Regions from separate parts of the Mus musculus genome. Here region 1 is linked to region 2. A link is a loop called in an ENCODE intact Hi-C map of the cell type or tissue named here. Cell type or tissue: heart. All regions are shown on one strand.

What was found. Peaks named below come from ENCODE experiments on the same cell type or tissue, not always from the same donor. Only the 100,000 strongest peaks of a DNase experiment are listed, where the experiment ranks them.
Region 1: a loop joins it to region 2, with 4 times the contacts of the local background. A loop is called at or near these places in 13 of 42 quality-filtered maps.

The regions. Positions count from the first base shown.
Region 1 is chrX:95,172,027-95,180,026 of GRCm38, reverse strand. It overlaps a transcript of Arhgef9 not described here. Among named protein-coding and RNA genes, the nearest start is that of Arhgef9, 9.5 kb to the right of the region's middle. In heart, a CTCF peak has its summit at 3,900 (motif pointing right); no DNase peak of the experiment used is centred here.
Region 2 is chrX:95,022,293-95,030,292 of GRCm38, reverse strand. Spin4 (spindlin family, member 4) reads left to right here and starts at 3,611. Exons shown (of 1, transcript NM_178753.4): 1 at 3,611-7,786. The coding sequence starts at 4,099. The coding sequence ends at 4,848. In heart, no CTCF peak of the experiment used is centred here; a DNase peak (open chromatin) is centred at 3,542; H3K4me3 peaks cover 1,811 bases; H3K27ac peaks cover 1,629 bases.

The DNA of each region.
Region 1 (8,000 bases), 150 kb before region 2:
AAAAAGTAAAAAATAAAACAAATTTAAAATTATGTGAGTTCTAAGAACTAAGGAGTAAAAAAATAGAACAGGGAAAAATGGTAAAAAAGTTTGTGTGTGGGTAGTTACATTTTTAGGTTCCTATTTCTTGCTATACTTCCCTCACAAGATCGCCAAAAATCTGGTACACAATAAAAGGTCATGGTTTCTGGGATGATGCAAAAATCTTTTGAAAATATTTTATCATCTATCTAGTCATTTATTTGTACGTGTATGTTTGTATATATGTGTGCTGCTGCCATGACACCTGTGTGGTGATCAGAAGCCAACTTGCAGAAGTCAATTTTCTTTTTTCACCATTGCATCCAGGGGATCAAAGTCCATCAGTCTTGGCATCAAGTACGCTTATGTACTGAGGAAGTTTGCAGGTCCATAATACTCTATTTAAATATAAGGTGCAGATAATTATTCTTAGGCAATAGTTTTCTTTAGGTCTCTATTTGTTGTTCCCTTTCTTGCTATACAAATCATGGTGTTAGTTGTTTTGTGTCGTGACAAAATACTTGACAGAAACAACTTGAGGGAGGAAGGGTTTATTTTGGCTCAGGGTTTTGGAGGGCACAGTCCTTTAGCTCTATTAATTCTGGAATCTTGATGCATAATATCATGATAGCAAGAATGTGAGTCAGAGGAGGATGCTTATCTCATAGCTGACAAAAAGAATGAAAAAATTGTAGGGATGAATAACCTTCAAAAGCATGCCCCTAGCTAGATCCCACCTCCTGGAGATCCTATCAGCTCCCAAAATAGTGCTACCAGCTGGGAAACAAGCATTCAGCGTGATGAGCTTGCTGGGAACATTTTATATTGAAACCATAACAAGCACTAGTTTTTGCCTGGAGGATGGAAACGTTGGTTCTATGTTTGACCCTGATATTGCAGTTCTTTCCTAATCCCAAATGTATAGAGTTGTATGGATTCCAGAGCATGTTTCCTAGAACTGTCTGTTCTGGCTCTCAATCTGTTGTTCTTTCCAATTCCATAAAGCAGTGGGTAGGAGTAGCTGTAAGTCACATTTCTACTCCTTATAAAATGAGAATGATTCCTCAGGCTACTGTGAGGTACAAAGAAAAAAATGTATATGCAAGGGCCTTATATGTGAAACTGTAAAAGTTGGTTGCTAGGTAAAGAATTGATTGTTTTAATTAAGTGACTTCTTTCTTTTCTTTTTTATTAGATATTTTCTTTATTTACATTTCAAATGCTATCCCAAAAGTCCCCCATACCCTCCCCCCTGATCCCCTCCCCACCCACTCCCACTTCTTGGCCCTGGCTTTCCCCTGTACTGGGGCATATAAAGTTTGCAAGACCAAGGGGTCTCTCTTCCCAAAGATGGCCAACTAGGCCATCTTCTGCTACATATGCAGCTACAGACACGAGCTCCTGGGGGTACTGGTTAGTTCATATTGTTGTTCCACCTATAGGGTTGCAGACCCCTTCTTTTCCTCTTTTGAATCAAGTGTATGTGTACCTTTTGTACTTGTGTCGTTTCCTTTTCTGTTTGGTTTTGTCTTGTTTTGTAACCAGCAAAAGGAAGTTGGGGTAGCATTGAGCCTAAGCACCTCCTAGAAGTGAGAATAATTTCAAGAAAATACTGTGTATCATCTGTCAGTGGAATGGCAGCCACTCTTGTGAAGTCTTTGTTGACTGCTTTTGGGAGACAAGAACTTAGACTCACTTTCTGATGCGTGTCCAGTTGCCTGTTCTTTGTCCATTAGTGGTAACCTCATTCTGAAAGCTGTAGGCGGGAGTGGAGAACCTTGAGCAACTGGAATCTTCATTTAGCACAAAGCCCTAACTGAATAGATTTCATTCTATAGAGCATGCTTAAATCCATTGTGTCATTATCTTTTTGGCAGGTATTATTTGGGTCCTCTATTTATAGAAGGAAATTGAAGCTCAGAGAATATATTATTTGCCAGGAGTTGAGGGCAGAGATTGTATTCAGATCCTTAAATAGTATTATTTACTAGGATTTGCTACAGTTTTATATGTCAGAAATTTCTTTTAAGTGTTTTACATCACATGCATACCATCACTAAACCCTGACAAACAACCACAATAATGCCCCTGATTTGCAGGTGAGACATAAGAGTGGTGCTTGCTTAGAATGAAGCACAGAAAGAATACTAAGATAGTATACAATTCTAATTAAAAGACAAACAAAATACAAACCAAGGACACTAAGTAGCTTGCTTAAAGGTCATATAATTAGCCACAAATAGAGGTAAGGTTGACTCTCAGATGATTGGCTCCAGAGATCAATGCTGGGTTTTTACCTGCTAAGCTCTCCATCTTCCTCTTTGAGACAAACTCTCTCACTGAACGTGGAGATGAACCATTCGTGAATACTAGTTGGTAAACAAACTTCATGGGTCCTTCTGACTCTGCCTTGCCAGTGAAAGGTTTTCAGATACACGCTACTGCAGATATCTTTATATGCATGCTGGGGAATTGAACTGTGGTCCTTAGTCCTTGATATAAGTACTTTACCAACTGATATCTCCTAAGCCATAAAGTTTGTATTCTTAACCATTAATATATACCACTTCTAAGTCTAGGGTTTCTTCCTAGCTTGACTAAGTGAATCATTGAGCTAGATAAACAGACAGAGTGCTATGCTAGGAAGAGACATGAGGAGGCTACTCAGCAAATTTAACATTTTTTCTTATTTAACTTTTGAATAAATAATATTTGCATGGTCAAACAAAATCAATCTATAAGAATGAGTAAGTTGGTATTGTTTCTCCACCTACTATAGGGTAGGTCCATAGGGTAGGCCAATAGCTTTATAGCTTTTTATGTATCTCTTCAGAATTTTGAAATGTAGATATAATCAGAGTAAGCATATGCCTCCTCTTTTTTATCCAAAAGATCATTTATCACACATACTATTCTGTATCATGCTGCTTTAACATACTAAAATTGTATGAACTCTTCTTGTCAGTCTACAGAGAGCTTCAGAAGTGTGACCTGGGGGCTCATGGATCTCTATAAACTACTATCTTGCAAATGTCTTTTTACCAGGCTTTGGTGGTATCCAGCCTTCTCCTGACAGTTTCACTCAAGATATCACTGCAAAATTGTCTCCGGCTTCACTGAGCTATGTAAATTTTCAAACCCAGGTCCTGAAAAATTCTCCAGCTGAAATAAGTTTCCTCCTCATAACCCAATTTCAGCTTACTTATATAATATGCCTATCTAATCACTTATATATACAATTATTTTTTTTAAATTGTATTAATTCTTTGAGAATTTCATACAACTTATGTTGATCATCTTCACCCCAACTCTTCCTCTTTTATGTAATTCTTGTTTAGTATTTCTTACAAGGAAAATTCTAAAGTTAATGTGATGATGAGTGTTTAGTGTCCTGAATGTCCATCCAGTGACCTAGAGTTGAAATGAAGCTTGCAAATAAAACTCAGGCGTGAAAATTAGAGTGGTAGCTCTCCAAATGAGTCATGGGAACCAGGAAAGTAACTATTTAGGAGCTTAGGCTCCAAAACTAAACACTGGGTCATAATACTAACAAACACATTCATAGTCTGTCTCGATCTTGAATTGATGCAAATATGGTTTTAACTACCCCAGAAAGATAATAACCCTAAGGGGAACCATTGCCCTTCCTCTGCACAGCCTTTTGGATCTTTCCTATTCTTTCCTAGCAAGTCTTCTCTGTACCCTGAGTAGAGACAGATGGCCTGGCCTACAAGCTTGTTTGAAATAGAACTGAAATTGTCCAAAAATAAATGTGAAATAGGATTGAAATAGATCTAAGCAAAGGAACAGGAGGAAATTGCAGTTCTTCTGTATTTATTCACATGCTTATTCATGCCTGTTGGCCACAGGAGGGCGGTATAGGAAGCATTTCCTGAAAAAAGACCTCCCGGTGGCCACCAGGGAACAGAAATCGGAAGGGGTACTTCAATTCTTAGCCAGTAGGCTGGATCTTTTAGTTCCTTGTGGAGTTCTTACTATCCAAGGCCCTTAAAGGGGCTGGGCTTAGCTGTGCAGCCAAGGTTGGTATTCACAGGCTGCAGCTGATGCTTTCTTTCTATGATGAGTATCTTCTATATCCTACTTTGAGTCAAGAGTCCTGAACTTTGTCCTTTATCCATTTAGGCATGGGTTCATTTGGTTATGCAGGCATTAGACATGTTATTGTTGTGTGCTAAACACTGTTTTAGGAGCCTAGAGTAGAGCAGTTAAGAAAAATAGTCTCTGCTTCCACAGAGCTTCCATTCTATAAAAGGGAAACAATAAATCTATAAGCAAAGAATTGTGTAATAGTGCAGGTCACGACAAAATTTTTAGGAGAAAAGTAAGCTAAAGGGTTAGTTAGGAAGTGACATACGGTGTTAGAGAATGTGGTCAGGGTAGAGCAGTTTTGAGGAGGTGAGAGAGCTAAACTTGTACCTATCCAGGAGAAAAGGATTCATAGACAGTCTGATTCACTATCCTTCTTTGATTCCTCTCTAAAAGTCTACCCACTATGGTCTAATTATAGGCAATCTACTTATTTAACTACAGCTAGTAATTCATCATCTAATGTCCAGGGAACCACCTCAGGACCAAGTCCAGCCTGTTCCACCTTCAGCCAAATTGTTGAGGATTTAAAACAATCAGTGCTTTATTTTAAGCTACAACTGAAAAGGAGCTTTTTGAAAAATAAGGACATGAAGAGACTTGTCTAAAGTTACAAACCTACCAAGAAACAGAGATTGAACTTGTATGTGAAAGTTTCACTTTTTTTTAATCTACATTTTCCTATAAGTTACTCAAGGCATTGTGGATATGCCTTTGAACATCAACTGTTTGGTGAGTTCTTTCTAATGAAGAATAAACAGATAAGTGTTTAAAATAAGAATGATGATAGACCTACTCTGTTCCCCATTTTCACTTCCAGCTTGATACTTGAATACATGGTCTGAAGGATATAGAGTGAAAGGCTGGTCATGTTAAGGGCTAGAGATATGGTTTGGTGATTTAGAGCACTGTTGTTCTTGCAAATGACTGAAGTTAGGTTCCCAGCACCTACCCTGAGTGGCTCACATTCCCCTATAAATTGAAGCTCCAAGGGATCTGATATCATCTGGCCTCTGCAGGTACCTGGACACAAGTCAGCATACACACATATAGACAAATATGCACATAGATAATAATTAAAACATAATAAAGAAAATGTTATGTTTATCTTTCTGGAAAGTGTTGTGTAGGGGAAAGTATTTAGGAGGGATTTGAGTTTGACACCCTCATGGATTACTTACAACACTTGAGAGAGCCATTGCTCTGAAATGGAGAAAAAGTGTAAGCTTTGAAAACAAATTTCAGAAAAAAAAAAAGAAAACAAATTTCAGTCCTCCTATTTCTATATCCTACATATATGGTTGTGGCCAGATGATGCAAACACTTAGCTGTAATTTCTCCCTCTTTAAAGTAATGATAATAATTTCATCTTCTAAGAATAATGGGAATAGTTCAATAAAAATACATTTTAGCCCAGTACCATGGGTGCCCAGCACGTGCCCCACTACTGCTTCACATATATTATAGAGAAGATTTCTATCTATCTAGGAACATTGGAAAGAAACAATTGATTATTCCTTCATTCTACAATTCACACTCTAATCATTAACAACTTCATTAATTATCTGACTTTGTTTGGAACACTTAACATATAGCATTGAAATTATGTGCATCATTGGCTGTCTTCTCCGTTAGAATGCAAGCTCTCCGAGAAGCTTGTTTGGCTGTCAGAATAAGTGCTTATTGAATTGGGCTTATTTTATAGTCGTGCAGATGTCTGTGCTGAATAATTAAACAGGTGTTCTTGTTCTCTCAAACAGAATGGACAGACATAAAAGAGCATCTAGTAACATAAATAAAAGTAGTATAAGGAACACAAATGAACAAATAGGATTCAGTACCTGTAGACTGGCCGTGACAAGCAGGAAGAGTTACTAAGTAGGGTGGGTTGGGGATTAATTTACCAGTCAGTAAATACAGTGTGAGAGGGATAAAGTTAAAATGTAAAAACTTTCTTGAGAGTACTTCCTGGAAGAAGTGGGACTTTAGTATCTGCTTGAAACATGATAAACAAAACCCAACCAGGAGTTAACCTTTCTCTGCCAGAAAGAAGAGTTTCATACCTAGAAATCTTCTTTTGGATCTGGCAGAGTAGAACAGTGAAACATGTAATGGGCTGTTTATGCATCTAATCGATACTGTAACAGACAAGGGATTTACCGTTTATATCAGAAGAATAGCTTATTAATTAGGTCAAAAGAAGGCAGGGGGCTGAGTAGTAAACTAGAATATTACTTCAGCTTAGGGGAGCAGGCTGCTGGGTGGGGATGAGGGGCTTCAGGTTGTATCGGATGTTGCCTCTATTTGGGAGAGGTGCAGTTTCATGGTGTGTAGTTTGAGTTGTGCTAAGGACTATCTAGGTTGGCCGGTGTACAGTTCTGGGAGGTTAGAATGATCCACATTGTAAGTTATTTTCAGTTGTGCAGTTTCTGCCATGCAAATCAGGGTCATGTACATTAAAGTCCTGTGTGATTGATCAAGGGTGCCAAAATGCAGCTCTGTGGTGTCAAGTTACAGTATTTCTGAACCATGCTTGTAAAAATTTCTAATGGGGACCAATTCCATTTTCTGGTCTGTTATTAATGACCTTCCCTCTGCAAAGCCCAGGTCAAGACATTGAAGCAGTTTATCCCTATGACTCAGGATATGCATTATCATATAACAGAATATTGGCTTTGGGGCCATATTGTTTGGATTTATATTTGTATTCGACTAATTGCTAGGAATGCTATATTGGACAAGTTATTCGACTCACTTTGACCCAGCTTTTACATAGCTAGAATTTGCAAAATATTATATATTTCATAGGGTTCTGAGTATTTAAATAGTTAACACATTGAAGGGGCTCAGAATAGTACCTGGCACAGAATAAGTACTTTATAAGTGTTAATGGTTATCATTTTCTGTGGAACTGTATATGGGTCCTAAGAACTAGTGTGAATTTGGAAATACTTATATTCCACATTCTTTCATGAATGAATAGCTTCTTATCCATAGCCATGACAGTAGTGAAAACACCTGTCTCAAAGTGATAGCTATGAACTGAGATTTACCCAAAGTTTTCGGGGTTATCTCTAGATGGAAGAATTTTCTCATCATTGTGGGAATTTGTGTGGAAAGTAGGTAATCAAGACATTGCAGAAAGCAAGAGAGTCCCAGAAACTTTCATATTAGTAGTAGAAAGGGTGGATAAGGGGTGGAAGGTATTGTTGTTTAAATTGAGTGAGTTTTTTGGGTTTGTTTTACGCTTTGAGTACAAGTTCCTACATTATCATTGGTTCCATTAAGAAGCCTTAGATCAAATGCCATGCTGCGAGTGTAGACTTTTGAGACTCAAAGCATAAGAATTTTGGTCTCTATTTGCTAGTAGTTAGCTGTGTAATCTTGAACAGATTGCTTTTCTCTATCCGAGAACCTGGAATATGAAAGTTTTGATTTTCTCTGTGATCCCACAAGGCCTTGCCACTCTGGTTGGAATATAGGACTCTGAGTGCAGGCTAGAGAAGGAAGCCACATTTTTGCATTTAACAAATGATTATGAAGTACTTGAGAGATGTGACATACTGTGGTGGATGTGGGGGAAGACAGCATGGTCAGAGAAAGCCTAGACTGGAGGAGGTGACACCCGAACTGTGCTTTGTAGTAGGGAATGGGAAGATGGCAACAATTTGCCTAGTCTGTAAAACTAGAAAGCCTGATAGAGTACCAGAACTGCTGAAGGTTCTGTGTAGCTGCAGAGTAGAAAATGAAAGTGCACTGGTAAAAGCTGAGGTTAAAGAAATCGAAGAATACCATGTGGGCAGGACATTGTATGCCATGCTATAGAATTTGCCATTAAGAGCAATAAGAGCAGTGGGGAGCCACTGAAGACA
Region 2 (8,000 bases):
CCTGGCCCCTATAGGTTTGTTCAAACATGAGTCTATGGGGGCCATACCTAAACATAGCATAATGTAAAATACATTTAGTCCAACTTCAAAAGTCCCCATAGTCTATAACAGTTTCAACAATGTTAAAAGTCCAAAGTTCAAGTCTCTTCTGAGATTCATCCAATCACTTAACTGTAATCCCCAAGACAAGACAGGAAACCAGCTGGGCAAACTCCAATCTCTGCATCTCCATGTCTGATGTCAAAGCTCTCTTTAGATCTCCAACTCCTTTTTCATCTTTGTTGACTGCAACAAACAACTTCCTTCTGGGCTCCACTCCCTGTTAGCAGCTTTCCTCAGCATATAGCCCACGGCTCTGACATCTGGAATATCTTGGGGTCTCCAAGGCAACTTCAATGTTACAGCTTCTTGTTTCAATGTCTGGCATCTACACATGATCTTCTGGGCTCTTCCAAAGGGCTGACATCACTTCTCTGGTTCTGCCCTCTTTAGCATTCTAAGCTCAGGTTGATCCACTCCACTGATGCTTCTGTTCTTGGTGATCATCCCACGGTACTGGCATCTCCAATATGCTGGGGTCTTCCGCTGCATCTAGGTTTCACCAATAGCCTCTCATAGGCTCTCTCTTCGTGCCAAGCCTCAACTCCTTTACATGGAGCCTTCAGTCCTGAGCTGTTAACTACAACTGAGGCTGCACCTTCGCCAATATCCTTTCATGGCCTATCACTGTGCCAAGACTCAGCTGCTCTTCATGACCTTCATACCACCTGGGTGACTATTAAACATTACCAAGTACAGCTGCAGCAGGAGGTACAACCTTGACTATCTCTGGAACACAGCTTCTTTGTGCTCTCAGAAAACACTTCCCAGTACCAACTTCTGTCTTAGTTAGGGTTTTACTGCTGTGAAGACACCATGACCAAGGCAACTCTTATAAAGAACTTACTTATAAAGAGCTTACAGCTTCAGAGGTTCAGTCCATTATCATCAAGGTGAGAACATAGCAGACATGGTACAGGCAGAGTTGAGAGTTCTACATCTTCATCTGAGGGTCTTAAAGCCCATGCCCACAGTGACACACCTACTCCAACAAGGCCACACCCACTCCAACAGGGCCACACATTCTAATAGTGCTACTCCCTGGACCTAGTGTATACAAACCATCACAGCACCCATACATGATAATTAACACAAAGACCCACAACTGGACAATGTGCAGAAAATGAGAGATTTTAGTGTACTCTGTCCTAAGTGGCATGCCTTTATCAAACACTCTCCTCAAGGCTCAGGGGTCTATGAGGAAGATGTGGAAGAAAGACTGTAGCAACCAGAGATGGTAGATGATTTCAAAGAGATTGTGTCTTTAAGGTACAACAGGACTGATAGATGTATAGACTCACAGAACTATGATAGCACAAACAAGACCTGCTCAGGTTCAGACCTTGCAAAGTCTCAGCATTTAGAAGGAGAGATGGACATTAAATCCCATCCCTAACCAAGGAGTTACTTGCAATTGGTATCTGCTGAGAAATGGAAAATCAGTTTTCTCCAATAGAGTGTCACTGGGTATATAAATCATACTTCAAGACAGGCCAACATAAAAGAGACTCCATGTTTTTGTGTATGCTTTTTTTGTCTTATTGTTTTTGTTTGTTTGTTTTGATTTGTTTTTTTTTAGAGAGAGCATAATGTTGGGTTGGGGAAATATGATCCAATTATTCTATATTTAAAAAAAATGAATGGAACCACAACTTCAACTTTTGGATTTCAGGGAGGAAAACAAAAATAAAGACGAGTTCAATTAATCAATTCATATATGAAAAGGAGAGTTGTATTAGTTACTTTTTCTGCCTTAGACTATTTAGGATAAATGAGGAGCCATTGAAGGAATATTAAGAACAAACAGTGTGGGTTAACTGAAGTTCTCTGGGGGAAAAGCCACACATACGTTGAACTTTGTACATGGTTGATTAACTGACTCAGTTATGAGTATAATGGAGGAGTTCAGCTGTCGCAGTTCCAGAGTCACATTATCTTAAACTATCTTCACCCTCACCCCACCCAAAATGGTCATGTATTGTTCAACTCTGTGAGTGACCTAACCATTCTTCCGGCTATTAGGTAAGTTCTTTTGGAATGTGTGCACAGATCCTCGGCTTTCACTGGCCCAAAGGCAGGGAATGCTGTCAGATAGTATCTGAAGCCTACTGCAGAAGTTTCTCCGGTTTGCTATAACACGCCTACCCAAGGCTTCCCCTGATGCCTTTTAAAAGTTTCCTGATTTATAGTTCTCTTTGTTTTGCTGCTATAAAAATTTCATGAGGCCAGTTGGGTAAGAGGCTTATCTTACAAAGGAACTTGTGGCATAAACCTGTGGACTTGGGTTCAATCCATTGAATTCAAGTAAATGTGGAAGGAAAGAAGTTACTACACAATGTTATCTTCTGATTTCCACTTTTCCACTTCTGCCCCCTTCCAACATAGACACTTCATGCACACACAGGTTAATAATAAACAGCAGCGACAACACCAACAAAATTCCATGAAACTGTTACCACATTGGAACATAGAACTTGGGGTAACCTAAAGTTGTGGACCTTGGTCTTGGTCACTTATATTTGATTCTAGAATAAACCATCTTTTATTTTGAGATGAGAGCTGTGTTCTTTATGTTCACATATGGAACCATTAAAAATTGTGTTTCCAGCCTGGCATGGTGGCGCATGGTTTTAATCCCAGTACTTGGGAGGCAGAGAAGGGGGGGGGGGCATATCTCTGAGTTCGAGGCCAGCCTGGTATGTAGAGTGAGTTCCAGGACAGTCAGGGCTACCCAGGGAAACCCTGTCTCAAAAAACTGAAAAACAAATCATGTTTCCAGCATATTTAATCATGACAGAAACTACTCGTGATATAAGTGACAAAGTAAGCAAAAAAGGTATAGAAATATAAAAGTTGCTCTCAAATGCATAAGGTTATAGAAAGATATATTAATAAGAAATCAGCTTAATAAACATTTTGATGTTTGCCTGGTTTGTATGGCTAAAGTTAGTTTTGTTTTGCTTTGCTTTTTATTTCACTCAGTTTTAGAAAAGCAAATACCAGCATATTTTCCTTCCACTTAGAAAAACATACTAAAAATCGTTAGGACGAATGATCAGGTAGAAAATATAAAGGAGAGTTTAAGTTAACATGGTGGACTGTGCACGACTTTTCCCCAATCCCGCTTCAAATTTCTTAAAAAAGAAAGAAATTGTAGATTTGTTTATACAATTTCTCCCACCCCACGTATTTTTTTTTCTTTCTTTTTCACTTTTCTTTTCTTTTTCTGCTTGTGAGGAATTCCTGGAAGATAGAAAGCAGATGGAGCCTCAGTGAAGTATGCAGTTGGGCAGCAGACAGCCTGCAGGGGAGGAGGGGTGTTGTACTGTCTGGTTCTGGTGGGAATGAACCGGCTGGGGGGCCACGGGAGTAAAGGAGAGAGCCTGTGTCAGTGTGGCTGCCCCAGGAGCGGAAGGCAGGACGGAAGCGGGAGGGGTGGAGGAAAGGAGAGGGCGGGCTCAGAGGAGGAGGATTCCCTAAGCAACAAAAATCCCGGTTTCGCAGATTGGCCAAGCTGACAAGCGCTGCCAAGACCAGGCCGCGCAAAGCGCAAACTGCTGGGAGACGTGCTACTGCCTGCACTTTCGTGGCCGCGAAACATCCCTGTTATCTCCGGTCCAGGTTAACAGTCCACTTCTTCTCTGTTGCCGTTCTGCGACCGCAGCAGCGTTGACAACAGCTAAGTGGCGGATTCTGGCTGGGACGTGGGCTTGGGAGTCCGGGAAGGCGCCAGGGGCGGACAGAACGAACCCGGGAGCCCGCCATCTCTCTGGAGCCATCACTATTGCAGTCACCCCTCCCTGAAGGAGGAAAAAAGCACTAGTGAGCGGCACTCTCTGTCTCAGTTCCCAGTCAGTTAGCTCTTTTCTGACAAAATCTGAAAAGAGGACTGATACAGTCTCTCGGATCGCGAAAAATATCTGCCGTTGGACACTGCTGACTGTTAGTCAGCTTGTTAAGCAAAGAGCAGCTTTACTTTGGCCACCGAAGCCTCGAGCCATGTCTCCTCCGACTGTGCCTCCTACTGGGGTGGATGGTGTGTCCGCGTACCTGATGAAGAAAAGGCACACTCACAAGAAGCAGCGCCGTAAGCCCACTTTCCTCACTCATAGGAACATCGTGGGCTGCCGCATTCAACACGGCTGGAAAGAAGGCAATGAGCCCGTGGAGCAATGGAAAGGTACTGTGCTCGAGCAGGTCTCCGTGAAGCCCACTCTGTATATCATCAAATATGATGGCAAAGACAGTGTGTACGGACTGGAACTGCACAGAGATAAGAGAGTTTTAGCGCTGGAGATTCTTCCTGAGAGAGTTCCTTCTCCTCGCATTGACTCTCGCCTGGCCGATTCCCTGGTTGGGAAGGCAGTGGGACATGTGTTCGAAGGTGAGCATGGCAAGAAAGATGAGTGGAAGGGTATGGTGTTGGCGCGAGCCCCCATCATGGATACTTGGTTTTACATCACCTACGAGAAAGATCCGGTCCTCTATATGTACACCCTGCTGGACGACTACAAAGATGGTGACCTGCGTATCATTCCAGATTCCAACTACTACTTCCCTGCAGCTGAACAGGAGCCTGGGGAGGTGCTCGACAGCCTTGTGGGCAAGCAGGTGGAACACGCCAAAGACGACGGGTCCAAGAGAACTGGGATCTTTATTCATCAGGTGGTAGCCAAGCCATCTGTCTACTTCATTAAGTTTGATGATGATATTCACATTTATGTCTATGGCTTGGTGAAAACCCCGTAAGTTTATAGACCTCTTTGCGAAACGTGTGGAACTATCAGAGGATAAATATTTTATGTTCTCAAAATTAAGTTTTTCTGAGGTCAATTTTGAGGTCAAAAGTTCTGGACAGTGGCTAAATCTTATTGTGCCTCCATATCTTATATTGACTGTTTTCCAGTTCTGACTCAAGTATATGTTGGTACTTTTGTTCTTTGTTTTATAATTGAAATTTTAAATTGGCTGCTAAGAAAAAAAGAGAAGTGTTTGGATTCACCGAAACAACTCAAAAGTAGATAAACTGTGCAACGTGGCTTCTGCTCCCTTCCCCCTCTTTCTAATTCTTCCCCTTAGTTTGAGAATTTGGCATTTTTCTTGGGATGTTTTCCCTGCTCTCAAGCAGAAACTTCAATGTAACTTTTGTAAAACTGACTTCCATATGATATGGTTTTTGATAAATGGCACAGTCAGTCTCTGTCCGTCACTCTCATACTTCCTCTCACCAGTGTTCACAGTCCATACAGATGTGCCAAAAAGTATCCATTCTGGTATTGGTGGGCATTTATTTCCTTTTTTACTCATAATGATGTTTTATTGTATTAAGGTGCTCTTATTTCTATAGAAGTGTTATGTAGGTGTATATTTAGTTTTAAGAACTATTGCAAGGTTGCCATCCACTGGTCTTTGATGTTTGCAACGCTGACAGGTAGAACGTTCCATGGGTTCCTGATTATTTGATGTTTACCTGACTCAATGAGACTTATTTTTTTCTACTTGGGATATTTCTCTTTTTTTGTTTTGCTAATTCCTATTCTTTGTTTCTTGTCTATATATACATATATATATTCAGTTGATATTTTCCATGTAAAGTTATAGGAATTTCTACAATGAAAGTACATTTAATCTTTTTTATTTCATGTGTTAATGAACTTTATATTGTTATTAATCTTTATTGTTCACTTTACAATTTTAAAAACTTAATTTTATAATTTTTAAATGTTTATGTCTTTTATAAATTTTTAGTTTCCTATCTTCTTCAGACAGGTGTCCCTAACCTAGGTCATACCAATATTCACTTGGTTTTTCTTTTATAATCTTTATTATATTTAAATTTTTATCTACCTGAAATTCATTTTTGCATATGCTAATACATAGGGACTCAACTCTAAATATTTTGCATTACATATTCTACTGTAGAAATTACTTTTTAAAAAATCACTCTTTTTCAAATTTCTGAGTGAAAGTTAATTTTAAACATAATACCAGACCATGAGTTTCAGAAACTGGAATAACAAATTCCCTTTCAATAGTTGTTTTTCTTTCTTATTATAATTTATCCTCAACATTCATCCTTTCAAGAGAAAAAAAAACAATGCATTTTATTGATATTTTGAAAGGGTCTGATACTTATCAGAATTGCATCAATTTTCTGTATTCTTATATACAAGAATAAAATTAATAGTGATATTCTTACCACACAAGAGATTTGGTAGATCATTGAAATATTTTTATCTTGTTTTCATAACATTTTTTCATATAGGTCATTCATATCAAATGGAATTTATTTTTGCAGTTATCAAATTTTGTAATAAGTTGAATATTTTTCCATCTTATAAGTAACTTTTTATTTTTATCAATAAAGCAAATCTACAGATTTTATATTTTTATCTTTTATCCAATGAGTTTATTTAATCCTATATGTTACATTGGATGTTAAATTAGAAACTTGGATTTTCTTGATATATACAATCATTTTGTATGTAAATACAGATAATTTTATTTCTTCTAATGCTTATACTTATTAGTATAACATTAGCTGGATTTTCCAGAGCAGTGTTATGTGATGATGATGGCAGACATGCCTTTTTCTATTTCTAATTTTTATGAGAATGACTTTATTGTTTCATGTGTGACTTTGTTGTTGATTGTTGGTAAGTAGTTATTCATGTTTAGAAATTCCTTCTGTTCTTGTTTTTATATAGTATTACTATTAGAAATGTCTCCTTGATTTTATCAATGTCTTTTCAATATCCATTATTAAACATATAGTTTTTTTAATTTGTTGATGCATGATTTATTAGAAAGCTAGGTACTTAGTATTACAACAAACCTTTATTTCTGGAATAAATCCTACTTGGTTATGGTAAAATAGCCATTTATTATTTTGTCGTATTTTATTTACCAATAATGCACTTATACTTGATTTGCATTCCAAAGTAAAATTACAGTTTTAGATTACTCTTTGTATTTTTAATTGAATTAACAGACAACAGGTTGTGTCTTTTTTTCATAAGCTGTCTCTATGAAGCTTTGTCATTAAAATTCTATTAGCTTAAAAAATGACTGAGTAAAATAGCACTAGAAGTTTTTTTTTTTTTAAGTTACCTGAGACTAAGCTATAAAACATTGAAATCCTGGGAATGAATTTTATTAGGTATCTTTAATGCATTCCCTGATATTTTCTCAGTGGCAATTGGCTTTTTCAGACTTTTTGTTACTACAGAATATATATTTTTCTGTCATTTACAGAATATATATTCTCTGTCAATTACACACGAAGTTGAAAGCTGCTTATATTATAAAATTTGCTGATTATTTTTATGTGCTGTATGTCATTATGTATTAGCCCAGTTCAGAAAATGTAATAAATTCATCAGCTATAATGGTAGTATAATTATCTTTGTATTCTTTTATTTACTAGAAAAATGAGGAAAAAATTAAAAAAAATGAAAGATGTGAAAACATTTGTTTACCTCCCCTCCAAATTAGCAGATATCTATACTTTGACATGTTTACTTTAAATGCAGATTTATATTGCAATTGGTCAGTATTAATGGCTAATAAATTCATTTGCAACTACCACACCACCTCTTCTGCAGAGGCGAACACTGTCATGAATTTGGTGCTCATGTTTTATATATTTACTAAAAATAAATTATGTACAAATAAAACTATAACCAATAATAGTAGTGACTTTTGTGTTTTCTAATAATGTTCACATGAATGGCCAACTTTATTTTTATTTTTATTTTTTATGTATTTTTATTGGTTATTTTATTTATTTACATTTCTAATGTAATCACCTTCCCGGTATCAGTTTCCCCTGCACAAACCCACTATCCCACCCTCCTCCCCCCACTTCTATGAGGGTCCTCCCACACACACCCACCCACTCT